3 separate regions of the Homo sapiens genome follow, and all the other regions are linked to region 1. A link is an interaction called in ENCODE POLR2A ChIA-PET data of the cell type or tissue named here. Cell type or tissue: MCF 10A. All regions are shown on one strand.

Region 1 (5,000 bases):
CTAAGGGCTTCCTTCTGCCTCCCTCTGCCCTTTCTTTCCACACTTTTCGTGCTCACCATTCCTCCATATCTGGGCATGAAACGCCGCTGCTTCCCTCAGAACCTCCACTTCAGGGCCACCCCCTTCCCCTGTTGGCTCTGTGTGATGTGGTTGCCTCTGTATTCGTTAGAATCCACTTTCTTTCATGCTTTTTCTGTCTTCACACAACTGTTGATCCTGCCAAAATCATTCATTCATATTTTTCTTCTTTTCTCCCTTCTTACAGGCCTTCCCAGGCCCCTGCTATCTGCCAGCCATCTGCTGGGCAGAGATGCTCATGGCCGGCGCCTGCCCCTACAGAGCGCGACTGCTTCTCTGGAGAGGCTGCATGGGCAATGACAGTGCAGGGGAGGAGAGCTGGATGGCAGGGGCAGTGCTGTGTGTCCTCAAAACCCTGTGCCATCTCTCTCCTTTCTGGAATGCTGTGCTAGGCAGAATAATGTGCCACACCAAGAGGGTGCCTTAGTTCAGACTGCTAGAACAGAATATTATAGACTGGGTGGCTTAAACAGCAGGTATTTATGTCTCACGATTCTGGAGGCTGGAAGTCTGAGGTCAGGGTGCCAGGATGGTTGGGTTCTGGGGAGGGTCTCTTCTGGGCTCACAGATGGCTGCCTTCTTGCTATGCATACCCATGGAAGAGAGCAGAGTGAGCCATGGCAAACTCTTCTGCCTGTTCTTCTAAGACTGCTAATCCCATCATGGGGGCTCCAGCCTCATGACCTCATCACCTCCCAAAGGCCCCACCTCCTAACACCATCACAGTGCAGGGTAGAATGTCAACATTGGAATTTTAGGGAGACACAAATATTCAGTCCATAACAGATGGCCATGTCTTACTCCCCCAGATCTGTGGATGTGACCTCACATGCCAAAAGGACCTTTGCAGATGTGGTGAAGATACGGACCTTGAGAGGGATGGTTATCCTGGATTACCAGGGCGGGCACAATGGTCCCTGTTAGAGGAAAGCAGGAGGTCACAGGGAATAGAAGATGCTATTCTGTGGTTTTGAAAATGGAGGAAAGGGGTGAGCCACAAGCCAAGGAATGTGAGCACCCTTGGAGCCTTCCAAAGGAACAATTCCTACTGATGCCTTGATTTTAGCCCCAGGGAACTCATTCCTGACTTCAAGATACAGAATGCAAACACAGAAGACTACACTTCCCGTTGCCCCTGCAGTTTGGTGGGGTCATATGACTAATTCTGGCCAATGAAATAGGGCACAGGTGACACCTCCCTTTAGCCCGAGGCTTCACCCTCTGCCTTTTCTCTTCCCCTGCCACAGCCACTGAGGACATTCTAGCTGCTCAGGATGCAAAATGATGGAGCTGCTGGCAGCCTGAATCCCCAAGTGACTGTGTGGAGCAGAGCCTCCACCTGACTACCAAAAACTACCAGGATCTGGTGTTACTTGTTACAGCAACGTAACCCAGGCTCTCCTGATGATGAGTACTCTGATGAGGCTCTTGCTTCACAGAGGAGGTGACAATTAAGCCTTGAGGAGACACACATGTGCATGTGTGGTTGCGACCTCTGTGGGCACGGGTCTGTATGAGCACACATCTTTGTGCAACTCAGGTTGTGTGTGCGTTTGTGTGTGTATCTATGGGTTATCTCTGGGTCTAGCTCTAGTTCTGTGGGGTCTGGCACAAACTAAGGTGTCAGTATGTGAGTGGGTGTCTGGTGTTGAGGGGTCAGATACAGTGAGCACAGTACAAGCGAATATGAGGGGAGGATGTGATGACAGTGAATAGATGCTTTCAAAATCATCAGGAAGAAAAAGACGTGGGACACACTGGTAGCTCCAGAGGTGAGTCCTGAGTCCTGCGCCCCTGGGGGCCAGCTTTAGAGCCACGCCATGATTTATTAATCTGTAGTTGCTGTGGGAGCGTGGCTCTTTCTGGAGGGGCAAGCATGAACCACGTCAGTCCCACCACGGGTCGGGTTGGCACGATGTGTTCATTGCCCACATGACTCACTGTTTTGTTACCTGAAATACATCTAATTCCTATTAATAACGAGCACTGTAGGGCATACATTTCATCATTAGCATTAAATGACTTTATTGCAGGATACAAAGGAGCTGCCTGTGATGTATGATGCAACTGCTGGAGCGAGGGCCTTTGGAGAGAGGGCGTGTGTGCACACGAACACGCACACACATGAGCTCTCTTATGTCCTGGTCATTGTGCAATGAGGGTGTGTATCACAGGCAGACAACTTTTCTTGCACACTTCAGCACCTCCTGAAGCGAATATTTTGTTTGCTCGGCTTACCAATGGGGTGCCGGGAAGGCCACTGTGCCCCTAGTTGGTGTGGTACCCTAGGCCCAAGACAGGAACTTGTTTTCCTGAGAGTCTGTGCAGGCCAAGTGCAGGGCTAAAGGCCTTCAAAACTCTTACCTGAAAGAAACCCAGGACCTATCTGTGGGTAGCAGTTGCAAGCCTCATTTTACGTATGAGGAAACTGAGACTCCCAGAGCCCAGAGGACCTGCCTAAGGTGTGCGGTGGAGCAACTGCTTAAATCCTGCCAGGCCTGGCCCTCTATGCTCTTCCACGTGAACTTGAACCTTTGTTAGGTGCTCTGCCCCTCATTTTCCCAGTCAGCAGGGCTGGCTCATCTTCCCCTCCCTGCCAACCTCACAGGGCGCTTTAAGATCAAGCAAGATGAGGTGTTGGCAACACGGAGACTGCAGGAAGCATGATGCACGGATTACCTGAGCGGGTTTGAACTGCTGTTTGGGAGCTTTATGACTGAGATTACTCATTCTCCTTCCTTTTTTGTTTTGTAACAACTTTGTATCTTTCACTCACGGCCGTGAGAGTCTCCCCTCTGGCCTCTGTCGTTACTAGTAAGAACTGATGTCAGAGCCCGGTTGGGGCAAGTGGTCAAGGGGCTTGGCGGAACTGCTCTTCTGCCCCCCAGGTACACACTTGCCTTTGCAAAAACAACTCCCTATTTGGCAAAAGGCAGTGTTTGCCCTGGGACAGGGCCTTGCAACCCCATGCCAGGCCCTGTTTATTCTGGCATAAGCCACGGTGGTGGCCAAGCGCTCTGAGTTTATTGAACTTCCTGGATTTCTTATCACATAGCCTGCTCTGCCAGGGAGCCGGTGAAATGCTGATATGTGCCCACGGGAAGATATTAAGGGGGCTGCAAACACCACCCCTGTCCCCCGAGGAGCAGGCAGCTCTGGGCAGGGCTGCTGGGGCCAGTGGGGGGACGGTTGAAGGGGTAGGTCAGACATGGGGATAAACCTTCCCTCTCCTTAACCTTGCCTGAACCTAGGCTCCCCATGGCTGAATTCCCGCCCCTGAATTCTTGGTGGTCTCTCCCTGTCCAGCCTCCACACCTTTGCCTGGGTCTTGCCTCCCATTTGGATTTCCTTCCCCAGTCTCTCCAAATGAAATCCTACCTGCTTGGTAAAATAAAAGAATGACGGAATGAGCTTCGAGGCTGGGACTGGTAGGTGACGGACTGTGTCTCTCCTACCACATTTTCCTGTGCACTTCCCTGCTTGTAGGCATGGAAGCTTAGGGGCTCCTCAGGGAGCCTCACGGAGCTCGGGAGAACTTCACACAACACTGTGTGGCTGCAGAAGGCTGGGTGGCGGTTGCAGGAGTGAGTGGGTAGGGGAGGGGCTTCCAGGGTCATGGGTGGGAAGACCCTTGCTCGCACCCTAACTCCCAATCTTCCGGCACTGTGGCCTTAGGGAGTGGCCCCACCCAGGCTTCCTTTGCCTGAGTAGAATGAGTTTCATGGCAGCCCTTTCTTCTTTTTTTTCTTTTATTTATTTATTTATATTTTTGAGATGGAGTCTCGCTCTGTCGCCAGGCTGGAGTGCAGTGGTGCAATCTCAGCTCACTGCAACCTCCACCTCCCAGGTTCAAGCGATTCTCCTGCCTCAGCCTCCCAAGTAGTTGGGATTATAGGCACGCGCCATCATGCCTAGCTAATTTTTTTTTTTTAGTAGAGACGGGGTTTCACCGTGTTGGCCAGGATGGTCTCCATCTCTTGACCCCACAATCTGCCCGCCTTGGCCTCCCAAAGTGCCAGGATCACAGGCGTGAGCTACCGCGCCTGGCCAGCAGCCCTTTCTTTAGAAGGCTTACTGTCTACGAAGCACCACTGTGAGAGTGGCAGGTATCTTTTATCAGAGCTTATGTAGCCCTAAGGGGACTTCAGAAAAGTGGTTGGGCTTCAATAGCCTTTGCACTGTGATTGCACTGTAATTGCACCATTCCTAGTAGAATACAATTCCTGAGTCTCCTTCCTGTGCCTATCACCCAACAAACCCACCAGTTGCTATTGTTTATCCTCTTTGCAGGTGAGGAGATTCATCGAGATGATGCCAATGGCCCCAGGTCACACAGCTGATGGTGGCAGAGCAAGGGTTCAGCCCAGGCTGGGTCTTTCCTCCCTGCAGGCTGAAGGAAGTTCCTTCTTCTCCACGCCACAGGTCCCTCTTGCTGGCCAGCAGTTCCCCAGCCTGCCTGCCCTCCTGTATCTGGGGGCTGTGCTAATGTGGAGTGAGTTGAGGCCTACCTTAGGGTCCCTGATCATTATCTGTGTTCTCTTGGTTCCTGTCATGTTTGGGAAGACCCTGTGATTATGTAGTCCACTGTCTTCCTCCAGTTGCAGGGCACAGCCATTGACAGACACATCAGCACCTATATCTGAGGGAAGGAGTCTCAAGCCAAGACCTTTGATGCCGGGGAGCAGCAGCTCCAGGTTGGGTCCTAGAGTGGCCACACTGGGAATTCAGGCTCATTGTCAGAATAAGGAAAGGACGTGCCGTGGGGAACAGAAAGAGGGAGGGAGCAATGATGAATTAGTTCCCACTGCACACAGGCACTGCGAGGATTCATTATGGTGCCGTCTCATTCCATTCTCTCCACAACCTTGTAAGAAAGGTCTTGATTTGATCCCCATTTTGCAGAAGGGGAAATGAGGCACAGA
Region 2 (5,000 bases), 150 kb before region 1:
AAAGCTTATTTCCCGCTGGCCCTGTGGAAAATGCAGGGAGCAGGGACCATTCCCGAAATCCCCACTCAGCACCAACCACGGAAGGAGCAGCACACACTTACTTCTCTGTGCAGTTGGAAGATGCAAAATGGAAGCTCAGTGTTCGATGGTTCATCCAAGGAGAGGTACAGGGATGGGATTTGAGTCCAGGTCCGGGTGACCCGGGTCCTCTCAGAGGCCTGTCTTCTGGGGTTCCACAGCCTTGCCCCTCTGGAACAGAGAACAGGATGCAGGGGTGGGGGCAGATAAAGCGTTCTGTGCAAGAGACAGGCTTGACAGGCCTGGGGGCGGTCTGCTGAAAGGGACCCCTGGAGCAGCCCAGGGCCGACTGGAGGCCCTTGGGGATGGGGAGGACGTTCACTACCAGAGGGAGAGGCAAGGTGGGGAGGCCGCAGGCCCCTTCTCGGCCCCTCTGTCTGCTGTATCTCCACCCTCTCTCCCTGTGACCAGGCCTGGAAGGGATGGGCTCTGGGCCAAGCCCTGCTCTTGGCACAAACTCTCCACCCCACCCTGGAGGCGCTTGTTAGTGCTTTGCTTAAAAGTAGGCTGAGAAGTCCGAGCAAAGATGGGAAGCTTTGTTTTCAAATATAATGGGAAGGGTGTGTGGAAACAGACCTGGCAAAACAAAGGCAGATTGATGTTTCTGTTTGTGATACCAGTGGAGAGAGGAGGGCACAAGCAGGTATGTTGGGGGCTATGGAGGCCAGGGCATTTGTTTTTTTAAGAGGGGGAGAGGGGAGTGTCTGCAGGAGCCGTTCAAGCGTCTACACCGGCTCTGCTGTGAGGGTGGCTCCTGCCGCACAGCTGTGGGCCTGCGCTTCGCCTCCTCAGAGCCGGGAGGCCAGGAATGGTCCTGCTCACATCTGTATTCCAGCCCTGGAGACTGGGCGTGGCAGGCAGAAGGTGCTGTATTGGAATGCGTAGGGCAGCAGAGGAGAATGGAACAGGTTCTGAACCATGGCGATGACCTCTTGGTTCTCAGGGGAGTCACCCTGGTGTCTGGCCCTGGCATGTCAGCCCTTTACCTACATTATCACTCCACTGGGGCCCACACAACTCCTCCAGGTGGGCCCTATTTATTATTTTCAATTTATAGACAAAGAAACAGAGCCACAGAAAACTAAGTCGCCCAGAGTCGCAGAGGCAGCACAAGGTGAAGCTGGCTGGTGTCTGTCTGAGCGTTGGGCACTGGGTGCGTGACCACACAGCCCAGGTGGACCCCCACCTCCTCTGGCCTGTGATCTCCTCAGTGCTCAGCAAATGATCATCAAATTTGGTAACACCAGCAGGACCAGAAGCGATTCCTACAGCCTTTATTGATCCCATAATAAAGAGGTGTTCGTGTTTCAGACCAATGTGAGTGCTTCCGAGCAGGTCTGTGGAGTTCAAAGCCGACAGGATGTTTAGCCATTTCCTGCACTTCCCTGCCCTGTCATTTACAGCCTCATTAGAGCCCCTGGCTTGCCAAAACACCTCTGTCTGATGCCGCAGCTCTGACGGAACGCCTCGATTTTCCCTTTGCGAGCTTTTGCTTGGGCTGCAGGAGTAGTGGGCGGTGGATGTTTTTGGTGGAACTTTGTGGGCCAACATCAGACACGGCCAAAATGTGGCAGAAAGGGAGGGGCGTGTCGGGGAGGTGTCTCTAGAATCTCAGCTTTTCTGTTCCGGGGCAATGCTGCCTGCACCGCAAACGCTGTATGCTAGAAGCCATCAGGCCTGGGTCCTTGTGGGGTAGTAGTTGTTCACTCCAAGTAACTGAAGGAGAAGGGTTAGGCTTTGGGGCAAATAGGGAATGAATGAGCTTCTGTTCTCTAACCTGACCACATGAGTTGGAGGCTTTGCGCCCGTAAACACACCTTGTGCAGGTAGACGCCTGTCTGCTCACCACACTCGCATGGGAGAGATGCCCTTCTCATGCCCTGGCATCGCTGGATCTTTGCTGCTCGAAGGACACTGCAACTTTGAAGCAGCTCCCCAGTTGCTTCCAGCAGGGATGAAACGAGCCATCAGCAGAGCCTGCACCTTTACCACACCTTGGCAAGGCCCCTGGGAAGGCAGGTCACCATTGAGCAACACCCAGACAGAGTCTAGCATTCATTTCCAGATGCCTCTGGGGCTCAATTGTTTTCTTCCCCTCTCCCCACCCCTCTCTCCCTATAGTTAGATTTTGCAAGATCTGCACAACACGTGTGTGTGTTGATTTCCCTCTCCTAAGTCATTCCGATCTATCAGCCCAGTGTTTCTTTTGCTGTCTCCAACGCTGATGGTTTTCAACAGCTGTGTATAGGAAAGCTGCTGGATTAGAGCAACAGGCTATCAACAGCACTCACACGGCTTCCTCTGTGGGATGACAAGAACCTATGCTTTCTTCATGCGGGCAGGATGGCCAGCACAGCTTTCACAAACAGGCCTGGGAAACTTTGGGTTTTTTTTTTTTTTTTGACAGAGGATAATATCCTTGTTTGTGATAAATGGAAGGTTGGGAAACTTAGGGTACCTGTTGGGAAAGCCAATTCCTACAACCAGAGTCAAGGGAAAAATATCCTTGAGATATATAGATTTTCATAAGGGCCTCTTCTTCTTCTTCTTCCTTCTTCTCCCTTCTCCCTTCTTCTCCCTCCTCCTTCTCCCTCCTCCTTCTCCCTCCTCCTTCTCCCTCCTCCTCCTTCTCCCTCCTCCTTCTCCCTCCTCCTCCTTCTCCCTCCTCCTCCTCCTCCCTCCTCCTCCTCCTCCCTCCTCCTCCTCCTCCCTCCTCCTCCTCCTCCCTCCTCCTCCTCCCTCCTCCTCCTCCTCCCTCCTCCTCCTCCTCCCTCCTCCTCCTCCTCCCTCCTCCTCCTCCTCCCTCCTCCTCCTTCTCCCTCCTCCTCCTTCTCCCTCCTCCTCCTTCTCCCTCCTTCTTCTCCCTCCTCCTTCTTCTTCGAGTTTAAACATAGAGACAGGGTCTCGCTCTGTCACTCGGGCTGGAGTGCGCTGGTGTGATCGTAGCTCACTGCAGCCTTGAACTTCTGGGCCCAAGAATCCTCCCTCCTCAGCCTTCCAAGTAACTGGGACTATACAGGCTTGTGCCACCATGCCCAGCTAATTTTTATTTTTTGTAGAGATGGGGTGAGGGGGTTCTCACTATGTTGCCCAGGCTGGTCTCGAACTCCTGGCTTCAAGTTATCCTCCTACCTTGGCCTCCCAAGGTGTTAGGATCATAGGCATGAGCCACATGCCCGGCCATGAAGGCCTTCTTTATACACTGTTCTTTCTGAGCTGTTCTGGCTGTGAGGGACCGGCAGGACCCCCTCCATCTACCTCGGGGGGTTGAAGGTGGGCTGATACCCAGCAATGACTGTGAACTCTAAGTGGGACGCCTGGAATGCCAGTGTTGGGGCTTCATGCCTTTGAATCATGGAAGGCCTTTTGCTGCAAATACTGTACATCTAAAGGTGCTGAGCAATGACAAACCTGAGCCGGGGGCCTTCCTGGGGCAGGGATGCATGGCAAGCGCTCTGTGTCACACGTTGGATGCGCAGGGTGGGCCAGGGAGAACGATATATTCAATGTCTTCAGAGTTTTTGCAAAAGGTTTGCTGCGAGGACCCAGGCTAAAGGGGGTGGTTCATTTCCTGTCACTTCCGGGGGTGGCTGCAGCAACTACTCATGAACTCACACTACTGGAATCTTCTCTTCTTCATTTGAGCCCTTACCTGGTGGCAGAGATGGCTGTGTTTCCATCAAAATCTGTTTCCTTTTCCTCCTGGGAACCCAGTGGAACTACTTTTTCTAGCCTCTTGCCCAGTGTGGCTGTGGCACCCAGGCCTGCCCAGTGAAGTGTGGGCAGAAGTGTGTGCTATTTCCGTGCCTGCCCGGAAAGCTTCTCACACAATTCTCCATGTGCTCGCTCCTCTCCAGGGGATGGCAGGGACACTGGGGGGAAGGAGCCTGGGTCCCTGAATGACGATGTGGAAGCCTGCCACTGCCCTGTGACCTTGGCATTGGACTTTGAATGAGAAACAAACTGTCACTGGGTCAGGCCCCTGAGGCTTGGGTGTTTGTTTGTTACGGCAGCTAGCATTGCGCGCCCTAACTAACGCAGAACCAGCAGCCCTCTCATGTGTTCTGCTGTGCCTGTGCCTCTTGCTTTTCTGGGTTGCTCGGTGTCATCTATGTGAGATTCAGCCCCTCCACCTGAGCACTTCTCATTTCCAGCTCCCTTTCTCTCATCCTTCTCTTCTGTCTTAGAGGATAAAGTGTCTTTTCCCTTCAAATCTAAACCTATCTGCTTGTGGCTGGGTGTGGGGGCTCATGCCTGTAATCCCAGTGCTTCGGGAGGTTGAGGTGGCAGGGTTGCTTGAAGCCAGAATTTGAGACCAGCCTGGAGAACATAGTGAGACCCCATCTCTACGAAAAATAAAAAAATTAGCCAGGTGTGGTGGTATGTGCCTGAGGTCACGCTACTCAGGAGGCTGAGATGGGAGGATCTCTTGAGACCAGGAGGTCGAGGCTGCAGTGAGCAATGATCAGTTCACTGCATTTCAGCCTAGGTGACAGAGAGAGAGAGAGAGAGACCCTGTCTTTAAAAAAATAAAAAGAAAACAAAACCCCGTATCTGCTTGTACCCTTTGTTCTGGGCCCCTGCCCGCCCCTAGCTCCTCGCCAGCTCTGCCCTGTGCACACTTTTTCTCTTGGACAGTTTAAATCTTTATCTCCCTGGCTCAATTCCTTCTTGTCTGCAAATATGTCCCAACTGTCCCTATCTTAAAAACAAAACAAAACAAAAAAACAAAAAAAACCCCTCATCCTGGTTACTCATGTATCCACTTCTCCTCAATGTCAGACTTTTTGAAAAGTGTCTCCCCTGCTGCTGCCTCCCCCCTCCTCCTCCTCCTCTGTTGCAATCAGCCTTGGCTCCACTGCCTTGGGCTCGGCTTGGTGACCAGCCCAGAGCTACCTCGGTCACGGCAGCCCCAGCATCTG
Region 3 (5,000 bases), 130 kb after region 1:
GCCCTGGAGAGGCCCCCCGTAGGCTGCAGACACACCTGCAGACACTGGTGGCTCCAGTCACTCCCTGCCCTTTGTCCCTGCCCTTAGGATGTGCCATTCATGCTTTCCCCCGAATCGTATGACCAAGAGCTAGGGTTAGGTGCTCTGCCTAAAGCCATTGCATAAAAAATCCCGACAACCAGTCTCCTTAGAAATATTCCTAACCATGCTTATCAGCCACCTGTTGGCCAGCAAGCCCAGAAATTTATATACATCGTTGGTATTCATCTTCACGATAACCCTAGAATGAAGGCAGCTTATCCCCCATTTTATAGATAAGAAAACTGAGGTTTGGAGAAAAAGAAATGGAAAAGGAAAAAGCATGGGCACCATCAGGAAGAGAGACTGGCCGGGCATTGCTCGTTTCCCTGCACCCCTCCCCAGGCAGGTGGACTGGGCTAGACGCAAAGAGGCAGGACCACGGTCTGGGTCAGAATGCAAGCTCTGGAGCCTACTGGCTGGGTGACCTTAATTGACCTTCCTGGGCCTCTGTTTCATTGTCTGCAAAATGGAGCCCAAAATACCCAACTCATAGGATCGCTGTAAGACCTAAGTGAAAACCTGTAGAAAAATGTGCATGCAGACACGAGCCTAATATTGGGGCCACTACTGACTGGTGGTTATAAGGCTGAGACTCAAGGTCAGACAGGCCTGGCCTTACCCCTTCCTGGCTGTCTGTGCCCTTAACCCCTATGCAGATGGCAAGAGAGCCCTGGTGCCCATCTTGTGGGGCTATGTAGGCAAAATGAGGAGAAGCAAGTGTCCAGCAGGCAGTAGCCATGGCTTCTCTTGCAGCTCTGGTGTGTGTGCCTCCTTCTCTATACTGGAGCCCCATCCTCAGCTGTGTGAGCAGACAGGGCTGCCCCGTGCTCCAACCCCTGGTCAGCACCCACCCAAGGAGCGGACCGCGGGGCACTGGTCTGCCCACTGTCCCCGGCTGTGTCTCCTCAGTTTCTGCCCTCTAGCAGTTGTTCCCAATTTCCTTCCAACCTTTCAAACCTCCAGCCAATCAGCCTCTGACCCCAAGGACCAAGGTTAGAGGCAGAAATAAAGACAAAACAGTGCTGCTGTCTTAAATCACCAAATTAGCTGTTATGGAGGAGGGCAGTAAAAGAAAATAAAACAAAGATGAGATGTAAAGTCTGAAATAGAAACACCAAGGAGAGTGACTGGTGGAGGTTAGCAAGTTAGGAAGCCAGGCAGACCGAGGTGCTATCTGGGTGGCCTTGGGCAAGTCTCTGCCCTCCTGAGTCTTTGCCCCTTAGAGCTCAGGACTTCAGAGACCATGATTCCTGGGTTATGCTTTCATGGGGGAGCCCAGAACTCTGTGCTGGGCTGTCATTCCTCTCAACACACCCTCCCCGGTGTCGTCACCTGCTCTTGGCTCCAAGTCCCATCCAAGAGTCTGTCTCCAGCTAGGCTTCTCTCCTCCAAAGTGCAGATGTCCAAAGTCATCCATTGGCTTGACATCTGCCCAGAGGCCTCACCCATTGCTATAGCCACATGTCCAGGACTGGTGGAGGCCGCCATAAGGAGACGGCCCTTGTCTCACGGGAAGGGGAGCCTGAAATTCCCAGGGGCCGGAGGAGGCTGCACTGGAACCACACCCCACTCAGGACTGCTGAGCTGAGAGGGTGCTGCCTCAGTGAAAGCTCTGCCACCTCACATTGCCAGGTCCCAAGCGTCTGACCGCACCGGGAGAGGGTCAGAGTGTGCCTGGCATGGTGGGCCCTGGCTCTGTACCTTCCACCCTGCCGAAGAGACTTTGGGTTGCATCTCTCTACATAGCAGAAGAGTGGAGACATAGGAGCCTGCCTCACAGAGTTGTGGGGTGGCCTGGGAGCGGGCTGGCCCCCTTGGGGATTCTGTGGCCCAGTTCCCACCCACCATGCCCCTGCCCAGCAGCCTCCCTGCAGGCTCCTGAGGGTTCAACCTGGTGCACAATCTTCAGGCCTCTCCTGCCTTGACCTGACAGCCCTCCACACCCCAGCCACACCCTTCTTTAGTGCTGTTATTTTTTCATTATTAAAACGTTATAATAGTAATACATTTTAGTTGCTTAAATTCTGCAATAGTGAAACAATAAAGATGGAAATCACTCCTTCAGTTCCATTCCACTGCTCAGAGCTACCTACCATTGACAGTTGTACATTTCACTCCAGAAATATCTATGACTGCACACAGTTACATATGCAGGTGCATGTATATGTCCGTGTGACTGCACACGCAGGATTAACCAGCCCATGCTGCCCATGCTGTCATGCATCTTGCTGTTATTTTCACTGGCTGAGTTGGAAGCATTTCTCAATGCCAGCGGGGCAGCCTTTGTGTTAGCTGCATAGTTTTCTGTTGTGCAACCTCCTCTCTGTTGACGAGCAATTAGTTGGCTCCACTTTCTTCCTTTGCTCGTGCAAACCCTGAGGCACTGAACATCCTAAAAGTGAAATTTCTGGGTCCCAAGGAGTGTGCATTTTTGAATATCACTAAGCTGGCCCAGCTGCCTCCCAGCCTCCACGGGGACCACACCCCGTCTCAGTATAGGAGATCCCGGGAGCCCCACATCCTTGCCAGTGCAGCACTACCTATTCCTTTAAATTTTGCCCCCAGTGTATTCTTGCTGTTTTATTTTGATTTCCCAGGTGACTGGAGAGGTTAAGCATCTATTCAGCCATTCGCTGGCTGTGAGAATTTCTTACCCTACAAGCTACCGGTTTCTTTCCTTTACCCGTTTTTTTCTACCGGGTTATGTGAGTTTCTACTTACTGGCTTATAGAACCCCATTATATGTTATGATATTAATCTGTTGTCTGTGGTACATGGTTTCAGTCTTTTCTCCCAGTCCATCAGATATCTTTTAACTTGGTTTATCATGTATTTGGCTATGCAGAAGCTTTTTATTTATTTTATTTTATTTACTTATTTTTTTGAAACCGAGTTTCATTCTTGTTGCCCAGGCTGGAGTGCAATGGCACGATCACGGTTTACCGCAACCTCCACCTCCTGGGTTCAAGCGATTCTCCTGCTTCAGCCTCCCGAGTAGCTGGGATTACAGGCATCCGCCACCACGCCCGACTAATTTTGTATTTTTAGTAGAGACGGTGTTTCTCCATGTTGGTCAGGCTGGTTTTGAACTCCCAACCTCAGGCGATCCACCCGCCTCAGCCCTCCCAAAGTGCTGGATTGTAAGTATTTTATTTTTTTTGAGATGGGGTCTTACTCTGTCACCTAGGCTGGAGTGCATTGGCACGATCTTGGCTCACTGCAACTTCCGCCTCCTGGACTCAAGCCATCTTCCCATCTCAGCCTCCCAAGTAGCTGAGATCACAGGCACACACCACCCCGCCCGACTGATTTTTTTTTGTATTCTTGGTAGAGACAGAGTTTTGCCATATTGCCCAGGCTGGTCTCAAACTTCAGAGCTCAAGTGATCCGCCTGCCTTGGCCTCCCAAAGTGCTGGGATTATGGGCATGAGCCACCACGCCCTGCCAGAAGCTTTATTTTTATGTAGTCAAATCTGTCAGGCTTTTGTTTTATAGCTTCTGGATTTCGTGTCTTGCTTAGGAAGGTCTTCCCTCCTCCGAGATCATGAAAATATGCTCCTCTCTTTTGCTATTGTGGTGTTAATAGCTTTGTTTTTTCCTTTTACAGACTTCGTCCATCTGAAATGAATTTGGCAGAATGACACTCTCTTTCTTGTGAAATCCAGTCCTGCCTTGGGATCCACAGATGCCCCGACATGTCCTACCTTCCCCGTCCCTTGGTCCCTCATTCAGTCACTCTACAAGTATGTTTTGAGCCTTTGTTAGGCACCAAACACTGGTGATCCTGCTTTGAATAGATCATGTCCCTGTGCTGGGAAAGATGCGTTCAATGGAGGAGACAGGGAGCAAACAAACAAACAAACAAACGGTGCTGTGGCTTGGATGTGTGTCCCCTCCTAATCTCATGTTGAAATGTGACCCCCAGTGTTGGAAGTGGGCTTAGCTGGAGGTGTTGAGTCATGGGGGTGGATCCCTCATGAATGGGTCAGCCCTGCCCCTTGGCCATGAGTGGTAGCGAGATGCCAGAGCTGATTGTTTAAAAGAGCCTGAGGCCGGGTACTGTGGCTCATGCCTGTAATCCCAGCACTTTGGGAGGCCGAGGCGGGCGAATCACGAGGGCAGGAGATCAAGACCATCCTGGCTATGGTGAAACCCCGTCTCTACTAAAAATACAAAAAATTAGCCAGGCGTGGTGGTGGGCACCTGTAGACCCAGCTACTCCAGAGGCTGAGGCAGGAGAATGGCGTGAACCCGGGAGGCGGAGCTTGCAGTGAGCCGAGATCCCGCCGCTGCATTCTAGCCTGGGCGACAGAACGAGACTCTGTCTCAATTAAAAAAAAAAAGAAAAAAAAATTGCCTGGCACTTCCCCCTCTTTTTCTTGCTCCCTCTCTCGCCATGTAACACATCTGTTCGCCCTTTGCCTTCTACCATGAGTAAAAGCTTCCTGAGGCCTCACCAAACCTGAGTAGATGCTGGTGTCATGCTGGTACAGCCTGCAGAACTGTGAACCAAATAAGCCTCTTTTCTTTTTAAATTACCCAGTCTCAGATATTCCTTTACAGCAGTCCACAATGGACTAACATCTGCAGTTAGCGCAATTTCAGGTAGTGTGGGGAAAACTCAAGAGTCCGGGGATGGAGGGCATCACATAGGGCCATATTCACAATGACGAGGTCAGGAAAGGCCCCTCGGAGAAGACAGTCTAAGTCAGAGATGCTAATAGTGTGGGGGAGTGAGCACCATCGCTGCCAGGGTGGTAGTGCTGCGGACAGAGGGACAGCAGGGCCAGGGTCTGGGAGGGGACTGAAACAGCAAGGCAGCCCACGGCTCAAGGTGAACAGGAGTGTGGGCCACATCACAGGCCTTGGAGGCCACAGGGGAGGGTGCCACTTTATTCTGAATCTGACTGGAAGCTTTA

The links. Peaks named below come from ENCODE experiments on the same cell type or tissue, not always from the same donor. Only the 100,000 strongest peaks of a DNase experiment are listed, where the experiment ranks them.
Region 2: POLR2A ChIA-PET joins it to region 1 with 9 read pairs; 3 of 35 experiments call an interaction of 5 or more read pairs at or near these places.
Region 3: POLR2A ChIA-PET joins it to region 1 with 7 read pairs; 3 of 35 experiments call an interaction of 5 or more read pairs at or near these places.

What each region holds. Positions count from the first base shown.
Region 1 is chr2:120,471,025-120,476,024 of GRCh38, forward strand. No RefSeq gene overlaps it. Among named protein-coding and RNA genes, the nearest start is that of LINC01101, 7.2 kb to the left of the region's middle. In MCF 10A, no CTCF peak of the experiment used is centred here; DNase peaks (open chromatin) are centred at 2,097 and 2,897.
Region 2 is chr2:120,318,418-120,323,417 of GRCh38, forward strand. LOC105373584 (a long non-coding RNA gene) reads right to left here and starts at 924. Exons shown (of 3, transcript XR_923260.3): 1 at 655-924; 2 at 102-249. In MCF 10A, no CTCF peak of the experiment used is centred here; a DNase peak (open chromatin) is centred at 2,134.
Region 3 is chr2:120,600,079-120,605,078 of GRCh38, forward strand. No RefSeq gene overlaps it. Among named protein-coding and RNA genes, the nearest start is that of GLI2, 130 kb to the right of the region's middle. RefSeq lists an enhancer at 3,915-4,209. In MCF 10A, no CTCF peak of the experiment used is centred here; DNase peaks (open chromatin) are centred at 2,353 and 4,073.